2 separate regions of the Homo sapiens genome follow, and region 1 is linked to region 2. A link is an interaction called in ENCODE POLR2A ChIA-PET data of the cell type or tissue named here. Cell type or tissue: OCI-LY7. All regions are shown on one strand. Links, peaks and the distances in the headings refer to the core of each region. The heading gives the core; the rest is flanking DNA. Region 1 overlaps MND1 (meiotic nuclear divisions 1). Region 2 overlaps TMEM131L (transmembrane 131 like).

The links. Peaks named below come from ENCODE experiments on the same cell type or tissue, not always from the same donor. Only the 100,000 strongest peaks of a DNase experiment are listed, where the experiment ranks them.
Region 1: POLR2A ChIA-PET joins it to region 2 with 6 read pairs; 4 of 35 experiments call an interaction of 5 or more read pairs at or near these places.

Annotation. Positions count from the first base shown.
Region 1 is chr4:153,373,606-153,386,168 of GRCh38, reverse strand. All of the region lies in intron 4 of MND1 (meiotic nuclear divisions 1), which reads right to left. It also overlaps the pseudogene RN7SL419P. Among named protein-coding and RNA genes, the nearest start is that of MND1, 35 kb to the right of the region's middle. In OCI-LY7, for the core only: no CTCF peak of the experiment used is centred there; no DNase peak of the experiment used is centred there.
Region 2 is chr4:153,508,155-153,520,717 of GRCh38, reverse strand. All of the region lies in intron 3 of TMEM131L (transmembrane 131 like), which reads right to left. Among named protein-coding and RNA genes, the nearest start is that of TMEM131L, 48 kb to the right of the region's middle. RefSeq lists an enhancer at 7,398-7,897. In OCI-LY7, for the core only: no CTCF peak of the experiment used is centred there; no DNase peak of the experiment used is centred there; H3K27ac peaks cover 1,128 bases.

The sequences.
Region 1 (12,563 bases), core at 2,667-10,666, 140 kb after region 2:
AACACTTCAATGTTTTAGAGCAGTTTTAGGTTCAAAGTACAACTGAATGAAAGGTATAGAGATTTCCCATAGGTGACCTAATTCCACATATGTACAGCCTCCTCTGCTATCAAAATCCCACGCAAGATGGTACATTTGCTACAATCAGTGAACCTACATTGACATCATTATCATCCAAAGTCCACTGTCTACATGAGTTCAAAGTCTTTTGTTCAGTGGTTGTGGGAAACAACTCTCCCTGCCCTCTGGATTCTAAACTACATAGCTACAACGAGGCAAACAGCCCAAATTACTGCTGGCATCCACCTTGTCATCATGAAGAAAGCCAACCTGAGGACATGAGCATCACACAAAAGGCAAAGCCAAGATAAATGCAGAGAAATGGAGTCAGAGTCTTAAATGATGTCTGAAGCATGCTCTACCATTTTCTTTTCTTTTTTTTTTTTTTTTTTTGAGACAGGGTCTCACTCTGTCACCCAGGCTAGAGTGCGGTGGCATGATTGTGGCTCACTGCAACCCCGACCTCCTAAGCTCAAGCAATCCTCCCACCTCAGCCTCCTGAGCAGCTGGGAAAACAAGTGTGCACCACCACACTGGGCTAATTTTTGTATTTTTCGTAGAGGCAGTGTTTTACCATGTTGACCAGGCTGGTCCTGAACCCCTGGAGTCAAGCAGTCTTCTTGCATTGGCCTCCCAAAGTGTTGGTATTACAGGCATGAGCCACTGTGCCTGGACCATACTCTACTTTTGAAAAATTTGAACTTAAATGAGTCGTTAAATCAATCTCCCCTCTTAAACCTGGATTTTCTGCCTTTAACACAGTAAATATTTTAACTGTTACAATGCATAAAGCTTTAATAATAATCTCTTTCATATAGTGCTGGCCAACTATGAAGGTTGTGAAAAATTTCGGGAGATATCAAATTTAAAACATCCTATTCCTCTATTTTGGGACATACAACAAAGTGTCCAAGAATAAGAGTGGCTGGAATGAAGTAATGCATGCCAGGAAAGCTCTTCATTCAATAAGCATTTATAAAGTACCTACTACATATACAGTTACAGTATTATTGGCTCAGATCTTTTCACAAAATATAGCTGGGTAATGAACAACTTAAGGTATTGCTTTGCATGTAGTGAGTACTGGATGTTTGTTGAATATTTTTGGATTAACTTATTTTTCATTATATGCTGTAAGACAGTAGTCATTAAAAGAAAACACTCTGTGAAGCTAGCAAGAATACAGCATATTCATGTTCCACTTAACCAGAGGGTTAAATTTCCAGCAATCCAACCCTGAGGAACACATTAAGAACCTGGAAATAAGAAATGTAGTCCAGAAATCCTAAATAATGGACATAAAGAGTATGAAAATCCCATCAAGTAAGAAACATAAAGGACAAGTGAAGCCACTTAATAAGTACATGCTGAGACACACATAAAATAATGCCTGCTAAAGATAGGACCACAATCAATTACAATGTGAAAAAACGAACTGTCAGGCAGAGTCAGAGCCTAACAAGTGACTAGTACCTCAACTAGATTTAATAAGACTAAAGTAATAAAAGTAGAAATAGGCTGTGCATAGTGGCTCACGCCTGTAATCCCAACACTTTGGGAGGCCAAGGTGGGAAGATCGGTTGAGGCCAGGAGTTTGAGACCAGCCTGGCCAGGAGAGCAAGACCCTATCTCTGACAAAAAAAAAAAAAAAAAAAAAAAAAAAAATTAAACATTAGCTGGGCATGGTGGCATGCACCTGTAGTCCTAGCTACTCAAGAGGGTGAGGAATGAGGATCACTTGAGCCACAAAGTCAAGGCTACAGTGAGCCATGATTGCACCACTACACTCCAGCCTGTGCAACAGAGTGAGGCCCTGGCTCTTTAAAAAAAAAAAAAAAAAAAAAAAAAAAGCAGAAAGTAGAAATGGAAATATGGATGAAAAAAAGCAGGCAGATTTTAAAAGGAACCATTTTTAACTTCTAGGAAGGATTAAAAATATTAAGAAGTAGTTAAGAGATATGAAAGATCCAACAGAAGCCTAACAGTGTCAGGACAATGAACTTGGTCGTGGCTACAGTCAAAGGCTTACGCAGAATCCAGTTAGAAACCATTCAGATATTTTGAGAGTCAAAGACATGCAAAATCCAACTGATGCCATGAAGGAAGTTACATATAAACTTATGAATGTTTACAGACTGTTTAGACCTGAGAAATGGGTTCTCCTATAACAAATTCAGAGATGAGGGCTAAGTTGCAGAGGCCACTAATTGTCTACCAATATCCATTCTTTCTTAGTAACAGGACCTCAGACAATAGGTCTAGCTAAAAATAAAAAACAAGAAACTGTATTTCCCCGCCTACTTCAAATCAGATGTAGCCATATGACTAAGTTTTGTCCAATGAAATGGGATCAGATGTTGGAAGCGGATGTGCCCTTTACCCTTCCCTCTCTCCTTCATGCTACCTCTGTAATAAGGACATGATGGAGAGTGCTTCAGGAGTCACAACAGAAGTCTGCTAGGGAGGGCACGTAATCTTTGTCTCTTTTTTAGTCTAGAGTTCTACCAGTCCACTGACTGCAAGTTCAGCTTCCTGTCCCTTATCCCAACCAAGGCCTGGAGAAAAGGAGAGAAAGAGAGAGGAGGTAAACGAGACAGGAAATACACTTAACAAGTATTGTTGTTAAAATGCCTCAGTGTTCTCTGGGCCTAGGATATATTTAAGCTAAATCCTTTTAGGCCACACTTCTGGGTTCTTTGTGGGTGTCCCTGCTGGACACTCCCCAGCTGCAATCCACATGATGTAGAAAACACATTCTATTTTTCTGGCTGCTACCCAACATTCCACCTCTCACCATCCGGCTTCTCTGTTTGCCCCCAATTTCCTCCCAGCCTGGGTTTTCAGAGATTCATAGTACACAGACTCTCCGTTAGGTTTCAATGCCCTTCTCTGGGACAGAATTTAACACAGTTCGAGGTGAGCTCTTGTTCTCTCACTTTTGTGTGTGGGTCACATGCAGTCCATGGAAATACTCATATACTCAACAAATTTCAGGCTTGCTGGCCAAGGTCCTAATTTTATGTATTATAAAAACTGAAAGAACCTCCCAACAGATCTACATAGATGCTAAAGATCAGCAAAATTATTTTCACATATGGAATTGCTTTTTTCCTATTTTTTTTCCAAGAGCATTGGGAAAGAATGGGCCTAAAAGTTAGCCTATTCAGTAGTCTCCATCATGTCACTCAAGTTGTCTAGGCTGAAAGTTTCTCATACTTGATTCAGTTTTACTTCTGGCATTTCTGAATACTTATGAGAATTAAGATTGTCCACCATTGAAATTTCTAATGAAAATATTGTTTAATTACTATTTTAAATGTTTTAATGTAATGTTATTCAGTTCCTTTAATTTTGTTTATTAGAAGGCATCGATCTAAAATAAAACAAATTATTTGCTAAGAAACACCAGTTAAGAGTTTAAACTACAATTTCTACTTAAATAGAATTAACTTAAAGATTTAAATTTCTATTTAGATCAGGTTAAAATAAACTTCCCATTAAATTTATAAAGTCTGAGAAATATTCAGTGATTAGAGTACCTGGCCATAAAGGCTTTTATCTTTTTAAGAGAATAATACTCTTACTTTTCTACTTCTGCCTCTTACAGTAGAATGGTTCAAGAGGACTTGGATTTCAAAAAATTAAAAGGGCAAAGTAATGCCTTCCCTTCCATGGGCTATATAGCTAAAGAAGAGCGAAGAAAGCAAGCGAACACATTCTAATGGCAAACTAGCTCAAGAGTTGTGAGCAACCCACCAAACAAAGATTGATGGTAAACCAAAGTGTTAGAGGTTATCTGAAAGGTGAATGCATATAACTTTAAAAAATAACAATTAATATAATTTAAAACTGAGATTGCTTTCTTTAGAATCTAAAGTTAAGCTATTTTTTTTCAAAATAAGTTATCATATACAAAAGTTATGGTTAAGTAAATATAAATACTGAGGAACCTGAACAAGGCCCTGTATCTGAATGTGATGAAATACAGGCCTGGATGTTTAAACCATGCCCTTGAGTCAAGTAAGAGCTAGACTTTAAATGAAAAAAAGCACCCTCCTAACAAGGTTATTTTTATGAAACTTCTAAGTATATAGCCTGGTGTGGTGGTGTGCACCTGTAGTCCCAGCCACTTAGGAGGCTAAGGAGCGCTTAAGGCCAGGAGTTCTAGGCTGTTGTGTGCTATGCTGATCAGGTGTCTACACTAAGTTTGGCACCAATATGGTGACCTCCTGGGAGTGGGGACCACTGGATTGCCTAAGCAGGGGTGAACCAGCCCTGGTAGGAAACGGAACAGGTAAAAACTCCCATGCTGATCAGTAGTGGGATCATGGCCATGAATAGCTACTGCATTCCAGCCTGGGAAACACAGCAAGACTCTATCTCTTAAAAAAAAAAAAAAAAAAAAAAAAAAAAAAATATATATATATATATATATATATATTATATTATATATATTATATATATAGCAGCCAGAGATGTTATGAATACTGAAATTTTAAAATTTATGAAATATCGATATGCTTTGGGGGCAGCAAAACAGCCCAAACAATTTGAAATTAAGGCTATTTCAGGAAAGTAAGAATATATATAACTTTGACACTCTGCCACTACCTGGTAGCAGCATCAAAATTGTAGGCCCAGTTTTTTGTAGAATAAATCTTTTCAAGGTTGTCTGATTTGGGGGGAGTATATTTTTGAAGAATGGCTGCCACAAACCTGTATCTCATATGAAACACTGAGGGGTGTTTGGGAATGGGAATTCTATAGCTGTAGGGTCAGCCTTCTCAGGTTCATCTACCAAATAGCTTCAACAGCAAAGGAGAATCATTGCTGGAGGAAGGTTTGGAAGCCCAGCCCAAAGCTACCTACCACAAAAGCAAAACAGACAATAAATATAAAAATAAATCTCTGGCCGGGCGCAGTGGCTGATACCTGTAATCCCAGCACTTTGGGAGGCCGAGGCAGGCGGATCACAAGGTCAGGAGATCGAAACCATCCTGGCTAACACGTTGAAACCCTGTCTCTACTAAAAATACAAAAAATTAGCCGGGTGTGGTGGCAGGCGCCTATAGTCCCAGCTACTTGGGAGGCTGAGGCAGGAGAATGGCGTGAACCCAGGAGGCGGAGCTTGCAGTGAGCCGAGATCGCACCACTGTACTCCAGCCTGGGCAACAGAGCGACAGTCTGCCTTAAAAAAAAAAAACTCTGATGTCTTAAGTTATACCACACAAATTCATATAAGCTTCAGAGTTGTAATATTATACTTTTCAGCATTATTTAAAATAACTTACCAGTAAAAAAATCTTAGTTTATTTACCTTATTCCCCCCACAATCTTTGAGTCGTTTAATTTCAACAATTATATATCTAATTCTGGATTATCCAGGTCAACAGAGAAGTAATAAGACAATTCGGTTTAGAAAAAGTGGCTTTTAAGTGCACAGAGATATAATTTGGCAGATCCTGTTAGTTGCCTCTCCAAAGCCAGCCCTTCTTCGTTAAGAGAACTACAATTTCTGTTCAGACTGAGGTGGTAATGTGCTCAGAGGATGGTCCCTTCCCAGAGCATGAATTTTTTTCACTTAGATCCTTTCAGTGTGAGCAAGGAATTCAGATCTGGCCAATAAGACATAAAAGAAAGCCTACTTGGGACAGGAGACATTCTGGGATACTTCTCCTGGATAAAGAGAGATGTCCAAGAAGACAGTTCATCTTTCTTTCTGCTTTGGTGTTGTCATGGTAGGACACAGTAGCTGCAGTAACTACTTGCATGTAAAAAGGAAAATCCAAAAAATGCCAAAAAAAAAGAAATCTAGTCCAGACCTCTGATATCAATGTGTGGTGGGATTAACCAATCCTGAAAGAAGCTACCTCCAAATTTGTTACATAAGATAATCAACTCCTATTATTTAAGCCAACTTTGATCTACTTTTCTGTTATTTGTGGCTAAAAATATCCTGATTCATGCATATAAAAGAGAAAAAAAATTATATAAAAATGTCCACAGTAATTAGTTTTGAATGATACCACAGACCATTTAATTTTCTTTATTCTTTTCATCTACAGTGAATAATTTTTTTTGGTATGGGGGGATAGGGTCGTGCTTTGTTGCCCAGACTGAAATATGTGGAACAATCATAGATCACTGTAGCCTCAATCTCTTGGGCTCAAGCCATCCTCCTACCTCAGCCTCCTGAGTAGCTGGGACTACAGGTGTGCGCCACAACACCTGATTTTTTTTTTTTTTTTTTTTTTTTTTTGAGATGGAGTCTTGCTCTGTTGCACAGGCTGAAGTGCAGTGGTGTGGTCTCGGCTCACTGCAACCTCTGCCTCCCGGGTTCAAGCGATTCTCCTGCTTCAGTCTCCTGAGTAGCTGGGATTACAGGCACACATCACCATGCCCAGCTAATTTTTGTATTTTTAGTAGAGACGGGGTTTCACCATGCTGGTCAGGCTGGTTTCGAACTCCTGACCTCGTGATCCACCCATCTCAGCCTCCCAAAGTGCCGGGATTACAGGCGTGAGCCACCACGCCTGGCTAATTTTTCTTATTTATTTATTTATTTATTTTGCAGAGATGAGGCTTGCTATCACGGTCAAGCTGGTCTCAAACTCCTGGACTTAAGCCATCCTCATCTTGGCCTCCCAGAGCACTGGATTACAGGATTGAGCCACTGTTCCTGGCCTTTTAGAATGGCTCTGTCCAGTTCAGACTTACTTAAAAAATGGAAATATCAGTATTTTAAAATAGAATATGTAGCTTTTGTGGTTTCTTTTTTTTTTTCTTTTCTTCTTCTTCTTCTTCTTTTTTTTTTTTTTTGAGACAGAGTCTCGCTCTGTCGCCCAGGCTGGAGTGCAGTGGCAGGATCTCGGCTCACTGCAAGCTCCGTCTCCTGGGTTCACGCCATTCTCCTACCTCAGCCTTCCGAGTAGCTAGGACTACAGGCGCCTGCAACCACGCCCAGCTAATTTTTTTGGTACTTTTAGTAGAGACGGGGTTTCACCGTGTTAGCCAGGATGGTCTCAGTCCCCTGACCTTGTGATCCACCCACCTAGGCCTCCCAAAGTGCTGGGATTACAGACGTGAGTCACCGCGCGCAGCCCGCTTTTGTGGTTTCAAAAGTTCTCACTTGCTAATGTCATGTTAGAGATACAAATTTAAAGTATGCTAAATCAGTGGAGAGAACAGATGTTTAATCTATAGACACTTATACATGCACTAAGAAAGTTGACTACTATACTGAAGTCCCTTATAAGAAGGGAGTTGTTAAGGATAAGGAATGTGGATTGGGCTCTTTCAGAGACTCCATACAGGTATATTTAATTAGCAAAGGAGTCAAAAAACACCAGTTGTTATCAACAGCACTTTGCACATGTTGGGATATGATTTGCCAACTGGTGAGACTATTCCAGGTATCAACATAGAATATATGTCAGCTCTGGGGAGAAAAAGTAGTCTAGGACAGTAAATAGTCTTATTTGCTAAAATGAACCCATAAACTTAGGCAGCATTTCTCCAAAGTGTATTCCATGGATCACCAATCCCTCATAAAAATGGGTTGAATGAGATTCACAATGCATGCTGGCATATTAAAGCTTTAGAAAAGTCAAACTAGTTTATCTTTGTCAACCCAGGATTGCTCAAATTCCTTTGATTATAGAACCCCCTTTTATGTAACACTTATCATATATCCATTCCACAGAATTACTTTGGGTAATGCTGAGCTCAGGCCCAGCAAAATATAATTCAGGTAAGCTAGTAGAAAAAAAAGTTAAAAATTCACATTTAATTATTTCTATACAATATGTATTTCTGAAGCTGAGTTCTAGAAAAAAAATCAAGATTACTAAAATAACTATTTAATGGAAACCACCTTTTCTGCTGTATGTGTAGACTGGGAGTCAAAGAAAAGGTATGGGCCAGGGAGTAAGACTACTGGACCCAGTACACAATAGCTGGGACAGAAACAAGGCTGTGATATATTGATTTATGCATTCACTCAAAATTCATCATGTTTCTGTATGTTTCAGTGTGTCTCAGAGACTGCATTCCACGTGGGAGATAGAAAACGATTAAGATATAGACCCTGCCTTCAAAGAAAGTCTGCCATAGAAAACAAGGCACATAAGGACTTCACTTGAGAAAAGATATATATAAAAGACAGTCACAGCACAAAAAAGTATTATACTCTGCTGAGGAGGAAGGGATTAAAAAACTTCCAAGCAAAAAGAACAAGGCACATACAACTATAATTGGTCCATTATAGATAAAGAAAAAGAAAAAAGCCAGGCACAGCATGTAAATGGCGGAAGTTAAATCTGAATCTAGGGAGTCTAGGTCTAGAGTCTACTCCCTTAAATCACTGCGCTATAGTGCCCTTCACCCTTCAATTCCCTTATGAGCTCCCACAGATCTTTCTAGCACCAACTTACACGTCTCCTTAACTATAAAGCCTTTTCGGAAGCAGAACTGACTTTCACCCTCTTTTGTACTATCATTATTTTTCAGCATTGCATATATCACACCATATTGCAATGATTTGTTGACATGGCCATCTCTTCATTAGAGTGAGAGGTTCTAGAGAACAGAAACTACCTAATTCATTCTTATGTCCCTCTCATCAATCACAATGCCTGCCATAGCAAGCATTCACTAAACATTTACAGAACTGAATAAACTTCAGTAGAGATGCCTATTTTTATTCAAAAACATTTCAAGTTATCTACACAGCCCAATAATTAACCTACTCTTGATGCACTCAGTTTTAGCTATAAAGAACTGTATATATTCACTTCTAAAAATTGGTAACAAAACAAAACAAATACTTAAGTTGTCCTAAGAATATCTGTTAGTGTCCTCCCTAAACCAATACACAATATCTAAAATTCAGCTTAGTATGGATTTCAAAATGTAATCCTTATCATAAGCCAATCCCTAAAAAATATGTCCCCAAACTACCTTCCAGTGGCAACAAGTGGGGTATAAACCAGAACTTGGATGAAGAACTAAGGAAGAGGTCAGCAGGGGAAGAAAACAAAATAAAGATTTTGATTTTCATAATTCTGACCCATTAACTTTAAATAAAACTCAGTCAAAAACCACTACATAGACTTGCTGCCATATTAATAAAATTCTCCAAATTAGTATAAGGTTTTTGTTAAGAATAACTTCATACCCTTTATTTCCTTTAATTTTCATTCACTTGTCAAATACTTGAATCTACCACATGCCAAAAACGGTGCTAGGTACTGATACAAGTTGACTAAGACATGGGGTTGAGTAAGCCAACAATTGTAGCATAGTCCAGCAGATTAGAGTTATGCTCGGGGTACCACAGCACCAGAGAAAAGGAATATGTAAGTCAGAACAGGAAGTGTGGAAGGGACGGACAGGGGTACAAATACAAAAATAAATTTTGGAAATTCTATTCTTTTTGGAAAAAGACTAAAAAATGTGCATTTCAAGTCAGTAGTGGTCAGTTACTTCCTGTATTGCCAGGTGACTCCAGGGGAATAGCAGGTTAAACATAACAGTTACAACATTGCTCTTTCCTGGCTGTGTGCACATCACAGTACCCCATGCTATGTCCACTAACACAAGCCAAAGTAAAATGGAGGAAGTCATTCCCTTGAAGTTGAATTGTTCTTTCATTCTTAAGACCAAGTTATTTGGGAAGGGCAAAGAAGAGAACCAGAAGATGATGGGAAGAACCTATCCTTACACATTTTTACCTGGCTTTTCCTTAGAAAAAATATTCAGAAAGACCACAAACACACTCACTCCTTTTCTCTTTCAAGTGTGTGTGTGCACACACCCACAAACACACATCCACACACACAGTGACTAAATCATTACCACACGGGGGAAAATGAACAAGTTCCAGCTAAAATTCTAGAAATAGCTATCAAGAAGAAAAAGTCATCTCTTGACTTTTAATAATTTCTATATATTCTTCAGCATACAGAGAAATGTCATTTCAGTTGGAAGTTTCTACAACATAATTAATCTTTATAATTATTATCTGTCGAGCCAAAATAGCTGCTTCACTATCATCCAAATACTAAAAAAATTTACATATATTTCAGGAGAACTAGCAGATTAGAACATGCACTACCACTTTCATCACTTCCACATAAAGCTTTTCTTGCCCATTAAAATTATTAATTTATGTTAAAAGTCTTCAGAAATGCATCTGTGTCACAGCTAGAGATGTTAGTTTAACAATTATTTTTCCAAGCCAATACAAAGATTTATTTCAGCTTTTCAGAAATAAATCACTACACCTCAAATTATTTTCAGCAAAATTCAACCACATATACAGAGAAGGAAAATTTTTTGCTTAATATCAGAATATAACAGCTATTTTCTAAGCTTACATATAATCTAATTGTTTTAAGCAATTAGGTAAGCAAAAGAATATAAAAACATTCTGACAGGAAAATTTCCAGCTTCCTCTGCTTGGTGTACATGTACACAACAAAATTCAACCAAACATAAAACACCCCATATTATGGCCTCCATTTGATTTCCAACCTTATTTTCCCATTACTATATAACAAAAAATTGCATATCTTTTCCAAGCTGGTCACCAACTATCCACTAAATGTAATCTGCTTTAAAGCTTTGTTTATCTGTGGTTACAAACAAGGATTATGGAGTAAGAATGCCTGGATTTGAATCTTGCTTCATCATTTACTAATACTGTCACCTTGGGCAAATTATTCAATCTCTTAGTGCCTCCATTTTCTCTTACATAAAATAGAGTTAGCAGCAATACGTACTTCATGCAAGTGTAAGAATCAAAGGATACAAAACATGCAAAAGCTCTTAAAACTGTACCTAAGTGCTCAATAAATATTCCTTCTGTTTTCCCTTGGGAATTTCCTCCATCCCTCTAAACCTACCCAATTTTCAGCTCAAAATAATCATTTCTAAGAAGTCTCCCATAGCTATATAAATGTATAAAAATCCTGCCATCCTTTAAACTTGTATAACAATTAGGACCCATAGCAAAGACAGTATTTGGCACTGAGTATACATTAAACATTACACAGTTAAATAACTTTTTCCAATAAGTTAATTAACTATATCAGGAATTCATTTTGCCTTACCAATTAAAGTGTAAATTCTCTGGATGTGAACCTCATATTCTATTATTTTTTTATTGCCCAAAAAACTTAGCACAGCACATGCACGGAGCAGCCACACAGAAAATAACCGCCAAAGTTAACACAGCCAATGAGCAGTTGCTGGTTTGTCTGCTATCTTAGAAGACGTTAAAGAGAAACGTTAATTATAACCATGAGGCTTATAGACTGTATTTAATAATAATCAACACATACAACCTAAAGGCAAGAGAAAAAAATGTTTCCTGATTTTTCAGCTTATAAGAATGTCTGTTCTCAAGGGACAAGAACATTCCTGCACATAATTGGAATCACTGGCAGAAGAGTGATGAAAAAAAAAAAATTAAAGAGTCTCCCCCAACCCCCATCTGGAAGTAATTAACAAGAAACTCAAGGGAAGTTAACATTATAATTTGGCAATATGTAGAATAAGCTGATCTTTACTATAACCTTAAGTTTGGAACCTAGTTCAATCCAACATGAACTGAGTGGCTTCTATCTTTATGTGAATCCCACCATCTCTTGAAGCATTTTTCATCTCTAATGCTCATTTAGGCAGTCTGGCATGTATTACTTTTCACTCATTTTACTCTTCCAAGTGTATATATCTCATCTTCAGCACAGGTTACAAGTTCCTTCTTATGAAGTCTGGACCCTGACCTCTACTTTTATGAACTACCTTCAGTATCTGGTAAAATGTTTTACACACAGTAGACCCTCAAATATTTGTTCTAACTAAATGAAAAAGCTTACGGTATTTATTCCTGAGTCAATACTGATTTAGCTGATCTGCGGCCACCATATACTGACTGCCTAAAGTACCAGGCATCTTACACATACCACTTAATCCTCACTACAACCGCCTTGAAGTAGGTGTAAGCTTTCTTTCACAAACTAGGAAACCAAGGCTTTAAAAGGCTTAAGATATTTTTCTAATATTGTACAGCTGGTCAAGAAGTGAAGCTGTGATTTCCATCCATGTCTGCTTTCTAACTACTACTCTTTCCATGAAGCCATATTGCTTCTCTAAAATGATAAGTGATCTTCAGAACAATGGCTGAGGGGCACAGGGTGATACTCTCATGACTTCTCAACATCCAGTGAAAGATTAAAGTAGGTTTAGGTCTGCGAAATGGCATTAGGGTCATTTTATTTGAGTTAAAAAAATAGTTATCTATAGCAAATGCCAAGGGCTATCAACCTTTTAGAAATGACGTATCAAAACCTTGCTCTTCATTTATTTCTGGACTGCTTAGAACAGGAGGTATAGGATCTACCTATGTGTTAGCCTCTGATGTGACTTCAACTTATGAGCAGGTGTGTCAGATTAAGCTTTGATCTCCGGTACGTGAGAGTGGGGAAAGAGGGCCATGTCAC
Region 2 (12,563 bases), core at 1,757-9,756:
TCAGTTATTAAGGAAAGAAGAAGAGACAGGGCACAGAGATAGCCCTTGCTAATCTCTCATCAGCGCTTTTCAAACTTTGCCCCCAAATTACTGACAGAGGAGAACGATCTGCACTGGAGACCTAGGGCCTTCCCAGTTTCCTGCCCAAAGTGTGAAAAATATTGAGGACTAGTCATCTATTTTTAAGATGTATGCAAACTGAGCACTCTCTTCCAGCTTTTGAGTTTTTATTTATGTATTTATCTATCAGAGACAGGATCTCACTCTGTTGCCCAGGCTGGAGAGCAATGGTGTGATCATGTCTCACTGCAGCCTTGACCTCCAGTGATCAGCTATCCTCCTGCCTCAGCCTCCAAGTAGCTGGAACCACGGACGAGTGCCACTACACCCAGCTAATTTTTTTAATCTTTTTTTTTCTTTTTTAACGCAGAGGTGGGGTCTCCCTATGTTGCCTAGGCTGGTCTCAAACTCCTGGGCTCAAGCAATCCTCTCACCTCAGCCTCCCAAAGTGCTGCGATAACAACAGGCGTGAGCCACCGTGCCTGGCAGAGTTTATTTTAATATAAAAATCTTCCTTCCAAATCTTAAGTAAAACTGGCACCAAGAAAGATGGACCGTGTTTGTTCAAAGCCTTAAGAGATCCCCTGACCCCCAAAGTCAGTGCAGATATGGAAGCAAGTCTACACAGACCTTCCCCAGGCAAATTTCTGGTTCTTCCACTGAGCAACTGGCTATTGTGTATATCATTCACTTGGCATTTAGGATGTACTGGGCTTTACCCTGGCAGTTTTGTTTTCATGTGTATTAATGTGTGAACTCCCTGTGGTCAAGGACTAGTAAACTTCCCTATTCATCCACAGTATCTAATCCCGTTTCTTGCACATAACTGACACTTGATATAGCAGGTTCTTCAGAGTCCTCCTGTGTAAAAGCCACAAGCCATCTTCCTAGAAATGCAGAGTGAATTTCTGTCTTACAGCCTAGCTTGACCCTCAAGCCTGTGGGGCTCATTTTTCCTTCATTTCTGTCTCTGAAATTGGTCCAATTATCTATGTACTAAATGCATGTCTCTGCTTTACAATTAGATTTGCCTGTTGTTTCCTTCCTATGTAAACCCAATTATTAAAGTTTAAGATTGCTTGGTCATTCTCCACATTCTATATGTGATGGCAAATAGAGTCAGACAGGTAAGAATGTGCAAACTACTGTAGCAGCTCAAAGCATCTCCATCCCTTTATCCCAGCTCTTCCCCTAACACACTTATGGTGTTAATGTCACCTAAAGTTTGAGTAACACTTCTTCACAAAATCTGTAGCAAGAAAGTGAAAGATTCGTCCATCTGGATTTGGGTATAAAGTCTTCAACTTCAAAAACAACTACTATGCCACTAAATAATTTTCAGCAGTTTCCATGAAAAGCTTGGCCCCAAGCTGCAACACAGAAAGATAATATTTACACATGACATCAGAACAACTGCTGAAATTCCAGAGAACTTTCCCTACCAAATCTCTAAGTAAAGAACAGAAAGTACCCCACACAGCCTACACCCCCTAGCTCACCAGCAGGTCTACAATGCTCATAAGACTTCTCATGTCCCCTAAGGCTGTTTGGTCTTATCACCAATTTGACAAATCCTTTACATGTGGAATTTTCCCCCCAGGAAGGTGGGGAGAAAAAGTATTACACATAAAGACTACAAACTGATCACAGCAAATGTAAGAATGGTGGTCAAAAGTTTAAGATACAGCAAGGAAACCCCAGGTTAAGGTCTCTTGATGTCTTCACCACCCCACCGACTAGAATTCTTATCAATGCCTGCACTGACATGGAGTAAACAGAAAAGGGCAGGCACCGTTAGGATAGAACCAGGAAATCAGCACGTGTCCCCCGGAGTCACAAGTGCAATGAAAGGGCTGAAAGTCAGTTTCGATATCACCGAAGGAGAAAACAGAGCCTGAGCACCAAGTCGGGCTATTGATTTTTACAGTAAACTCGTACCAACATATACGAGAGCCTATCATTATTTCTGAAACTGTCACACATGATTTCAGTCAATAGGAAATTTCTCAGTAATTGGCCTGATGTTCCCATCGCTTCTATGATGCTTAAGAGTATCACTATTCTATATCCCTTCCCTGTAGCACCAAACACATCACACTTGTTACGTACATTTTTCTCTCCAGTGATTTTGTGCTGAGACCAAAAAATTGAATGTATTCACTATGTTTTCAAGCTTTTCTATTCCATTAACAGTTTCTCAAGTATGATGTCTGCATCTTATTTTCATAGGCCTCAATACTAGGTTCAGCCTCTTCTGATTCTTTTTTCTCTCTGGACCTGCTCTCGTGTGTTCCCTTCTACCCCTGGTGGACACAGCTTTCTATTATAGCAAAAACACTGTCTTTCGAAATGCGCAGCAGCATCCCACAAGAAGTGCTCGGGAAATGAGGAGGAGTTTTTAATGTGCAAGTGTTCAGTCCTACAATCACAGTGCACAGCATGCTTGGTTCCAAGGACTGTGTGAGAACGCAAGCACCTGCTGACTGACCTCGGCCTCAATTCTAAACAGGAACCTGGCTGGAATCAAGCCCGGCATGTTCACTCCCATTGTCAGGTCTCAGCTCTCACTAAAAGCAAGTTGGAAATTTTCTGTCTGTTCAACAAAAAGGTTACTGTTTTTTTTTTCACCCCATTATAAAACACACACTCATCGTAAGTTCAAGGAATAAAGAAAACTAGTAAATATATCACCCACCACTCAAATTGGGCAAATTTTCAAGCCAAAAAAACAGGGTCCAAAAGATTCTTACTCAGTCTAAAGGCTTTAAACAAGGTGAACCAAAGAGTTAGGAGAGAGGCTATTTGGGTGCCTACTACCACCATTGGGTTATCCAGAAAATCAAGTGTGTACTAAAATAGGTATTTCATCTTGTTAATAAGGTTTGGGAACACATGACTGCATATACACAGACACTGCACACAAGATTAATCATAACCATTTTCCAAGAGTCTTTCTTTCACTGCTACCATAGTTTTCAGGAGCCCACTCACTGGTAACCAAGCTTCCTTGAACAAAAGGCTCCTGACCTAAACATTAAGAGCGCTAAGGAGCAATATACTCAGTGGGTTCCATTCAATTCAGCATTACATTCGACACCTAATGTCCCAGGCAGGGCAGATCCAGGTTTTATGGAGCTCTGAAACTTATGTGAGAGGGCAAAGTGGAGTATTTTAAAGGAAAAAAAAATACACACTATATATTACTTCTGAAGACTTAATAAAAAACACAGTCATGTAAAAACATTCCTAGGAACCCGCCCAGGGCCTTGTAAAGGACCCGTGCAAGGGAGGATGAGAGAACATGTCTGTGCCTGTGCAGTTGAGGGAAGAGGTGGGAAATGCTTCCTAGATTAAGGGATGTCCCAGCAGAGGTCTGGAGGCGGCACAGGAAGTGATCTCCAGGCATAGCAAATAAGTCCAATGGTGGAAACAAAGGAAACTTCAACCAACTTCATCTTCATAAGTACATGCAAACTAAAAGAAGTATATAATACCAATTTGGACCTCTTAGATTAAAATTTAAAAGATGAGCTGGCCAGGCGTGGTGGCTCACGCCTGTAATCCCAGCACTCCGGGAGGCCGAGGTGGGTGGATCATGAGGTCAGGAGTTTGAGACCAGCCTGGCCAACACGGTGAAACCCCATCTCTACTAAAAATACAAAAATTAGCCAGGCATGGTGGCGCGCACCTGTAATCCCAGCTACTCAGGAGCCTGAGGCAGGAGAATCGTTGGAACCCGGGATGCGGAGGTTGCAGTGAGCCAAGATCGCCCCCACTGCACTCCAGCCTAAGTGACGGAGCAAGACTCCGTCTCAAAAGAATAATAATAATAAATAAATAAAATTTAAAAGATGAACAAAAAGTACTGGTACCTAGTGCTGGGAGGCTCGTAAGAAACTGACAATCTCAAGACATTAGCATAAGGGTATAACTGAAACAACCTTTCTGGAGGGCAAGTACAGAATATTTTTCAAAGGCCTTGAAGCATGCCCACTTTTTGACCCAGCAATTCCAGTTCTAGTAATGTATCCTAAAGAAATGATTGCACAAGCATTCAAATGTAGATATAGCCTGGTGGGGTTTTCTTTCCTTTTAAATAAACTTCACGTATAAAGAATTCGATTTTAGGGCTAGGCACAGTGGCTCACATCTGTAATCCCAGCACTTTGGGAGGCTGAGGCAGGTGAATTGTTTGAGCCCAGGATTTCAAGACGAGCCTGGGTAATATGGCGAAACCCTGTCTCTAAAAAATATATAACAATTAGCCCGGCACAGTGGTGCATGCCTCTAGTTTCAGCTACTTGGGAGGCTGAGGTGGGAGGATCGCTTGAGCCTGGGAGGTGGAAGCTGCAGTGAGCCAAGATCTTGCCACTGCAATCCAGCCTGGGTGAAAAAACAAAGAATTAGATTTTAAAATTATAGAACATTCATATAATGAACTATAAGGCAGTCAGTAAAACTGATGTACTTAGATATAGACATGGGAAGATTATTAAGTTTAAAAAGCAACTTACAAAATTGTCATTTAATCTCATTTAAAAATATATAAAAATAACATACCATTTATAGTACATGACTCAAAAATAAAAATACAATTAATCTAACGTAAAAATGGGCAAAGGATTTGAGCTGAGACCAGTGGCTCACGTCTATAATCCCAACGCTGTGTGAGGTCAAGATGGGAGGATCACTTGAGATCAGCCTGGGCAACACAGTGAGACCCTATCTTTAAAAAAAAAAAAAAATGGGCAGAGGATTTGAACAGACATTTCTCCAAAGAATATATACAAATGGTCAATGAGCACATAGAAAAGAGGCTCAACATGATTAGAAAAATGCAAATCAAAACAATGATACCACATCGCACCCTCTAGAAGGGCTATAATAAACTCATCTATTAACTGTTGGTTGGTGAGAATGTAGAAAAATTGCAACTATCATACTTTACCTGTAGAAAAGTCATGTATGAAAAGTAAGGTATGGTACAACTACTTTGGAAAACAATTTGGCAGTTCCTCAAAATGGAACACATAAAGTTACCATATAAACCAGCAATACCACTCGTAGATATATAACCAATAGAATTGAAAACATACGTCCACACAAACACTTGCACACAAATGTTCACAGCATTATTCATAATAGCCAATAATTGGAAACAATCCAAATGTACAAATGATGAATAAAATGTGATCTATCTATACAATGGAATATTGTTTGGCAGCAGAAAGGAATAAAGTATTGTTACATGCCATGTGGTAAACCCCGAAAACATTAAGCTAAATAGAAGTCAGTCAAAAAAGGCCACATGCTACATGATTCTATTTATATGAAATATTCAGAACAGGCAAATTTATAGAGACAGAAAGTAGATTAGAGGTTGTCAGGGGAATGGAGTGGTGGCCAGGGGCAGGAAGTGACTGCTTGATGGGAGTGGTGTTTTCTAATAAGTTGATGAAAATTTCTGAAATTCGATAGCAGTGATAGTTGCAAAACTATGAATATATTAAAAACCACTGAATTGTATGCTTTAAAAGGGTGAAGTAGGCTGAGCACGGTGGCTAATGCCTGCAATCCCAGCACTTCGGGAGGCCGAGGCAGGTGGATCACCTGAGGTCGGGAGTTCGAGACCAGCCTGGCCAACATGGGGAGACCCCTGTCTCTACTAAAAATACAAAATAAGCCGAGTGTGGTGGCAGGCGCCTATAATCCCAGCTATCCGGGAGGCCGAGGCAGAGAATTGCTTGAACCCAGGAGGCGGAAGTTGCAGTGAGCCACGATTGCGTCACCACACTCCAGCCTGGGGGACAGAGCGAGACTCCATCTCAAAAAAAAAAGAAAAGAAAAAAACAGGGTGAAGTAATGTGAATGTGGGATTCTATGAAGTGTAAATTCTATCTCAATAAAGCTGTTATTTTTTATTTTTCTTCTTTATATTTTATAGTATTTTCTTTACAAAAAAATTTTTAACAGGCATTACACTTACCAGCTAGACAAGCTTGAATGAGTACTAACTTTGGTTTCCTATTATAAAATGGGGCTACTAATGATACCTATCTTAATGGTACCTAGTTCATAGTTTTATTGGAATGATTAAATGAGATGCCATTTGTAGAGGGCTTTAAAGAGAATCTAGGACAAAGTAAGCCCTCAATAATCAGCTATTGTAACTTTTATAATAGAAGTGGCTATTTCCACTTTGAAAACCAAAACATGCCCTCCTATTTACATCACCATGCATTGTTGACTCATTTCTCATCATTTAAAAAGCAATTCTCTACTCAGCCGAGACAAATGCCAAGTGAAAAGCAATTGAGATCCAAGAGAAACATGGGCAATAATTCACGATAGCCTCTGGTCCTGCTACAGAGCATGTGCATTGTGTAGACCTCACACAATGATCTTTATGTGAACTGCACCACTAAGCCTTCTCAACAATCCTCTAGAAAAGGTACCATTAGTCTTGTTTTACAGAGGAGAAAATCAAAGCTGCAAAGATTAATTGGCTACGGTCACCCAGGGCAAGAGGGTGAGCCAGAATTCAAACCAAGGTTTATGATTCCAAAGCTGTGCTATGCAGTATCTGAGGGAAACTGGTACCTCAAAAGAAAGCTACTCAAAGGAATCCACTTAAAATCCACAATTATGAGACAGAGAAAAAAAATGAGACTTATCTGAGATTTTCCTAAAAAATGTTATGAAAATAAGTGTTTCATATTTAATCAATTTTGTTATAATCCCAACCATGACCTAAGTCTCAGCATGACAAAGAATGAGTCAAGAGTCAAGAATTTTTAGTGTAATTCTTGACAAAATTGTAGCATGATAATGACATAGAGAGGGTCATAAAGAGGTGATTTTTGCTAAAACATCTGAGAACCACATTAATTTACACAAGGCCATCTTTTAATGTTTTGACATTTAAACCATCCTCTTTTGAAGCATCAAACACATTATCCTTGTCAATTGCCAACACAAAGACACTGGCTACAGACCAGATGGGAAATGGGAGCAACAAAAGCCAGTTTTAAGCAGGAAGACATGTTCGAATGGAGAGCAATTTTATTAGTATTACATTTATTATTAAATATTTTCATGCTATGACAGCTTCTGCAGCTCTGTGCAACCTCAGAACTGGAACTCAAAGAGTAAGTAAGAAAACAAGAACACCTATGCTGCCTGATACCTAAAGTGCTCAAAAATTTGAAAAGAAAACTGAACCCCTTCTGCCCCAGTTCAGTCTTCAGTTTACTCATTTGATAAATGTCTTTTGGTTCTATCTCTTCAAAACTGTCCAAAATAAATCAGAATAGAGCTCCTATCCTACTGAGTAGAGAACCTGAGCCAACACAAATAAGCTTCTTACATAGTCAAGCCTCACAGTTTTCTCTGGTAAGTATATATTAATAAATGTGCTCTGGCGAAGGCAACAAAAAAGGCAAACGCCAAACTTTATTTTTCCATTAGGCCAGCATGACAGTAAATTCAAACAGCCTGCTAGAACAGAACCAGATTAGACCACAGAATACCCTGACCCCCTACCTCCAGAGCTCTACTGACTGCCTTATGCCTCCCCAACCTCTCTAGACGCCTTGATAACTAAAACCAGCAGATGAAAAAAGAAAATTAATAAAAGATGAAGGGTATAGTACCTGGGCATGACAGACTGGTGATTTAAAACTTCATTAATGGCTACTGATCATGCAGATAGCCTGCACATGTAAAATAACACCTTAAAAAATAAAGGGCTGGGCACGGTGGCTCATGCCTGTAATCCCAGTACTTTGGGAGGCTGAGGTCGGCGGATCACGAGGTCAAGAGATCGAGACCATCTTGGCCAACATGGTGAAACCCCATCTCTACTAAAACACAAAAAATTAGCTGAGCTTGGTGGCTCGAGCCTGTAGTCCCAGCTACTCAGGAGACTGAGGCAGGAGAATCACTTGAATCCAGGAGGCGGAGGTTTCAGTGAGCTGAGATTGAGCCACTGCATTCCAGCCTGGCGACAGAGCAAGACTCTGTCTCAAAAGATAAAGGATGAAAGCAGAAGACATCTAGATGTCAGGAATGGCATGAAGAAAGGCTCAGGGATGAGGAGAGGGCCTGTAAAAGTGATCTTAGAAAGAGTGTATTTTGGATGTCATATTAAAGTTTGGCAAGTATTCTTTTCTGTTAAAATGTTGCTATGACTTAAAAATATCCAATCAGTTCATCTTTCCAGGAATTTTAAGTAGGGGAAAAAATAAATAAATGCTTACTGTCCTCCTCATTACTTCTGCCCCCATGATAGCCTTTGCCCACAGTTCTTCACATCTTTGTTTGCATAACCCCAGAAAGAGACCTGGAGAAACTATAGACTCTTTCACACATTTTTAAGGTTAATATTCAAATTTTCACACTGTAATTTTAAACGGTTGCAAAGAATATAATTTCTGGCATGTTATAAATACTGAGTTTTAAATAAAACCATTACATCTCTTAAACGTATCCATTCTGACCTAAATGCCATAGCCATCCCCACAACCGATATCCATTTTAAAAAAATAAATGAACAAACTCTTTCAAAAGAGTTGGAAACAGTACATCATTTCCCTTTCTCCTCGATCTCAACTTTCCATTCCACCTCCTCCACAGTATTCCATCTTGTTAAAGTTTGAAAGTCTATTCTACGCTGCAACAAAAATTCTGCAAATAAAATTTGTGTATTTAACCATAAAAATCAGTATTAAATGTTTATTTTAAATGGAGTTAAATACAATTTTAAAGGCAAAATTGCTCAAAAGAAACTATAAAGTTATTCAATATAAATAACATTTTATTGGAAACGAGTATCTTAATGAGACAGATGGAACTTTTTCTCCAATCAGGTCAGTCTCTGTAGAAGACTATTACTTATTACTGGAATGAGACAAGATTCAGCACAAAATCTATTATTTTGTTTAGTTCTTATAGATGTAGGCACTGAGAAAATGTGTTCATATACATATATAGATGGAAAAAGGTTTTGTATTTTTTCAGTAGGGAAAGGAAGAACTTTTCAGTTCAGGTATACATGTGCAGGTTTGTTATATAGGGAGACTCGTGTCATGGGGGTTCGATATACAGATTATTTCATCACCCAGCTACTAAGCTTAGTACTCAGTTATTTTTCCTGATACTCTCCCTCCTCGCACCCTCCACCTTCAGTTAGGCCCCATTCCTGTTGTTCTACCCTATGTTTCCACGTGTTATTATTCAGCTCCCACTTACAAGTGAGAACATGTGGTATTTGGTTTTCTGTTCTGTTAGTTTGCTAAGGATAATGGCCTCCAGCTCCATTCACGTTCCCGCAAAGGACATGATCTCATTCTTTTTGATGGCTGTGTAGTATTCCACGGTGTATATGTACCACATTTTCTTTAGGCAGTCTACCATTGATGAGCATTTAGGTTGATTCCATGTCTCTGCTACTGTGAATAGTGCTACAATGAACATACAAGTGCATGTGTCTTTATGATAGAACAACTTATATTTCTTTGAGTATATACCCAGTAATGGGATTGCTGAGTCGAATGGTAGTTCTGGTTTTAGTTCTTCGAGAAATCACCACACTGCTTTCCACAGTGGTTGAACTAAGTTACACTCCTACCAACCGTGTATAAGCATTCCTTGGAAAAAGGTCTTTTTGAACAAAAGTAATATGTATCCATGGGCTTACTATTTAATAATCTATCAGCTGACCACTTGATTAAGTCATCTTTCCGGTTTTTTTCTTTTCTTGTTTTTTTTTTTGAGACAGGGTCTCACTACATTGTCCAGGCTGGAGTACACTGGCATGATCATGGCTCACTGCAGCCTCAAACTCCCTAAGCTCAGGCAATCCTCCCACACTTCAGTGCCCTCCAAGTAGCTGGAACTACAGGCACGTGCCACCGCGTCCAGCTAATTTTGTTTTGTTTTGTTTGTAAAAATGAGGATTTGACATGTTGCCCAGGCTGGTCTTGAACTCCTGGGCTCAACTGATCTGCCTGCCCCAGCCTTCCAAAGCGCTTGGATTACAGGCATGAGCCACCCTGCCCAATTTTACTGAATGCAAAAATGGGAAACATTTGCAAAAGGTTCCTTTGCCCAGTCATTAGAGTCACTCACTTTCCCAGCAGCCCCAGCAGTATTTTAATTATCCCCCTACTTGGCACTCTGATAAGGGGTAGGTGAAAGGTATGTCTTCCCTTTAAAGAATGGTAATCATGAAAGAGAAGGTGTGAAAGGAAAACCAGCAGGTCACCTGGGCCATAGGCATTTTCTCAGGACGGTCAGTGTTAGAACTGATTAACACTCAAGATCTAAGAATCGGCAATTAATTTCCTTTAAATATTCAATGCCTGCATGTCCCTTGAAACATCTTCAAGTGCCTCCAAGTGTGCATCCTCTGGTTTAAATCCCACTACTCTAAGTCACCAGCATGGACAGACCTTGAGTTCTGGGGCAGATGGAGATGATAGGGAAGCATACCAAAAAAAAAATCATTTTTTAAACTATCCAAAGGCTGATACTAATTTGGGCTATTTCATACACAGATTCTTTCATAAATGAGAGTCAGGTATCAAAATTTTAATACAAAACAAGTGCTTCTATACACTTTCACTCGATCAGATGGGCTTTTAAAATGAAAAGGTAGCATTCTACAAAATGAACTTTGTAGTTCCTTTCCTGACAGATCATATTTCATGTAGCAAAATCAACACAAGGGCACCATAAAAGCAGCTGCCATCCTACTACAAAAGCAATCCCGACGCAGCGATTTCCAACTCTGTCCATATCCTGATCCAGTTACTTTAGGGTGGGGCCAATATAATCAGTAGCTTTTTTAAAGAACTCCCCAGGGATTCTAAAGTGTGGGTCAGGGTTAAGAATCACGGAATTAATATGAAAGTATTAAAATGAGGTGTTTGGGAGTTTTTGGAGACAGAGTCTCGCTCTGTCGCCCAGGCTGGAGTGCAGTGGTACGATCTCAGCTCACTGTCTCCCAGGTTCAAGCAATTCTCGTTCCTCCTCCTCAGGAGTAGCTGGGACTACAGGCATGTGCCATCATACCTGGCTGATTTTGGTATTTTTAGTAGAGAAGGGTTTCACCATGTTGGCCAGTCTGGTCTCAAACTCCTGGTCTAAAGTGATCTGCCCACTTCGGCCTCCTAAAGTGCTGGGATTACAGGCTTGAGCCACCACACCCAGCCAAAATGATAGTTTTTATTGTAGAAGGGTAATGGATGTTTCTAATTTGTAGATTTTTCTTTTTCTTTCTTTTTTTTTTTTGAGACAGGGTCTAGCTCTTGTCACCCAGGTTAGAGTGCGGTGGCAGGATCATGGCTCACTGCAACCTCCACCTCCCAGGCTCAAGTGATCCTCCCACCTCAGCCTCCCAGAGTAGCTGGGACTACAGGTGCATGCCACCACCATGCCCAGTTAATTTTTGTTTTTTTTGTTGTTGTTGTTTTTAGTAGAGACAGGGTTTCACCATGTTGCCCAGGCTGGTCTTGAGCTCCTGGCCTCAAGTGATCCCCCTGCCTCAATCTCCCAAAGTGCTGGGATAACAGGTATGAGCCACCACACCCGGCCCTCTTTTTAAGATGTGTTATTTACAATTAAAAAGCATCATAGGTTATATAGTTCTATGCAAATAAAAATGTACCATTTGTTTAACTTACTTAAGTTAAGCCATTTAAAGAAAAACACTAGGCTGGGCGTGGTGGCTCATGCCTGTAATCCTAGAATTTTGGGAGGCCAAGGCGGGAAGATCACTTGAGCTCAGGAGTTTGAGACCAACCTGGGCAAGATAGTGAGACCCCTTCTCTATGAAAAATAAAAAATTAGCAGGGCGTGGTGATATGTGCCTGTAGTCCCAGCTCCTTGGGGAGCTAAGTTGGGAGGATCGCTTGATCCCAGGAGGTTGAGGCCACTACACTCCAGCCTGGGTGTCCGAGCTAAAAAAAAAAAAAAAAATTAAAAAAAAACATTAAATCACATCTCTCAATTCAAGGAATTCGATGAGATACATCATTCATCAATTTTTACTGGGAGTCTATTTAGTGGAAAACATTATCAACGATACAGATGTGAGAATAAAGGGTTAAATGAGAAACTACTTAAGGAACCTAGCACATTGCCTGGCACCCAGCAGGTGCTCAGTAATTGTGTTTTTAAAGTTCTGAACTTAGGATTCAGATGGAATATCGACATAATTTTCTTACTCAACAATTCCAGTCTTCATGGTTTCCGTTCATTTTACTTACTGTGACTTCTCAGGTTAGAAAAAGTAACATCTCATATGGACACCACAATATTTTTGGTCATCCTGGCTCAAACTTTAGAGCAATCTTTTTTAAGACTATAAAAATATTATACGCATGCAGTAAACACAACATAGAGTTGGGTATAAATTAAAAAGTCTATCTGCCTTCCTATTATTCACATACACCCAAATATCCAATACCCATTCCTATGTTACACCCAAATCCATTCCCCAG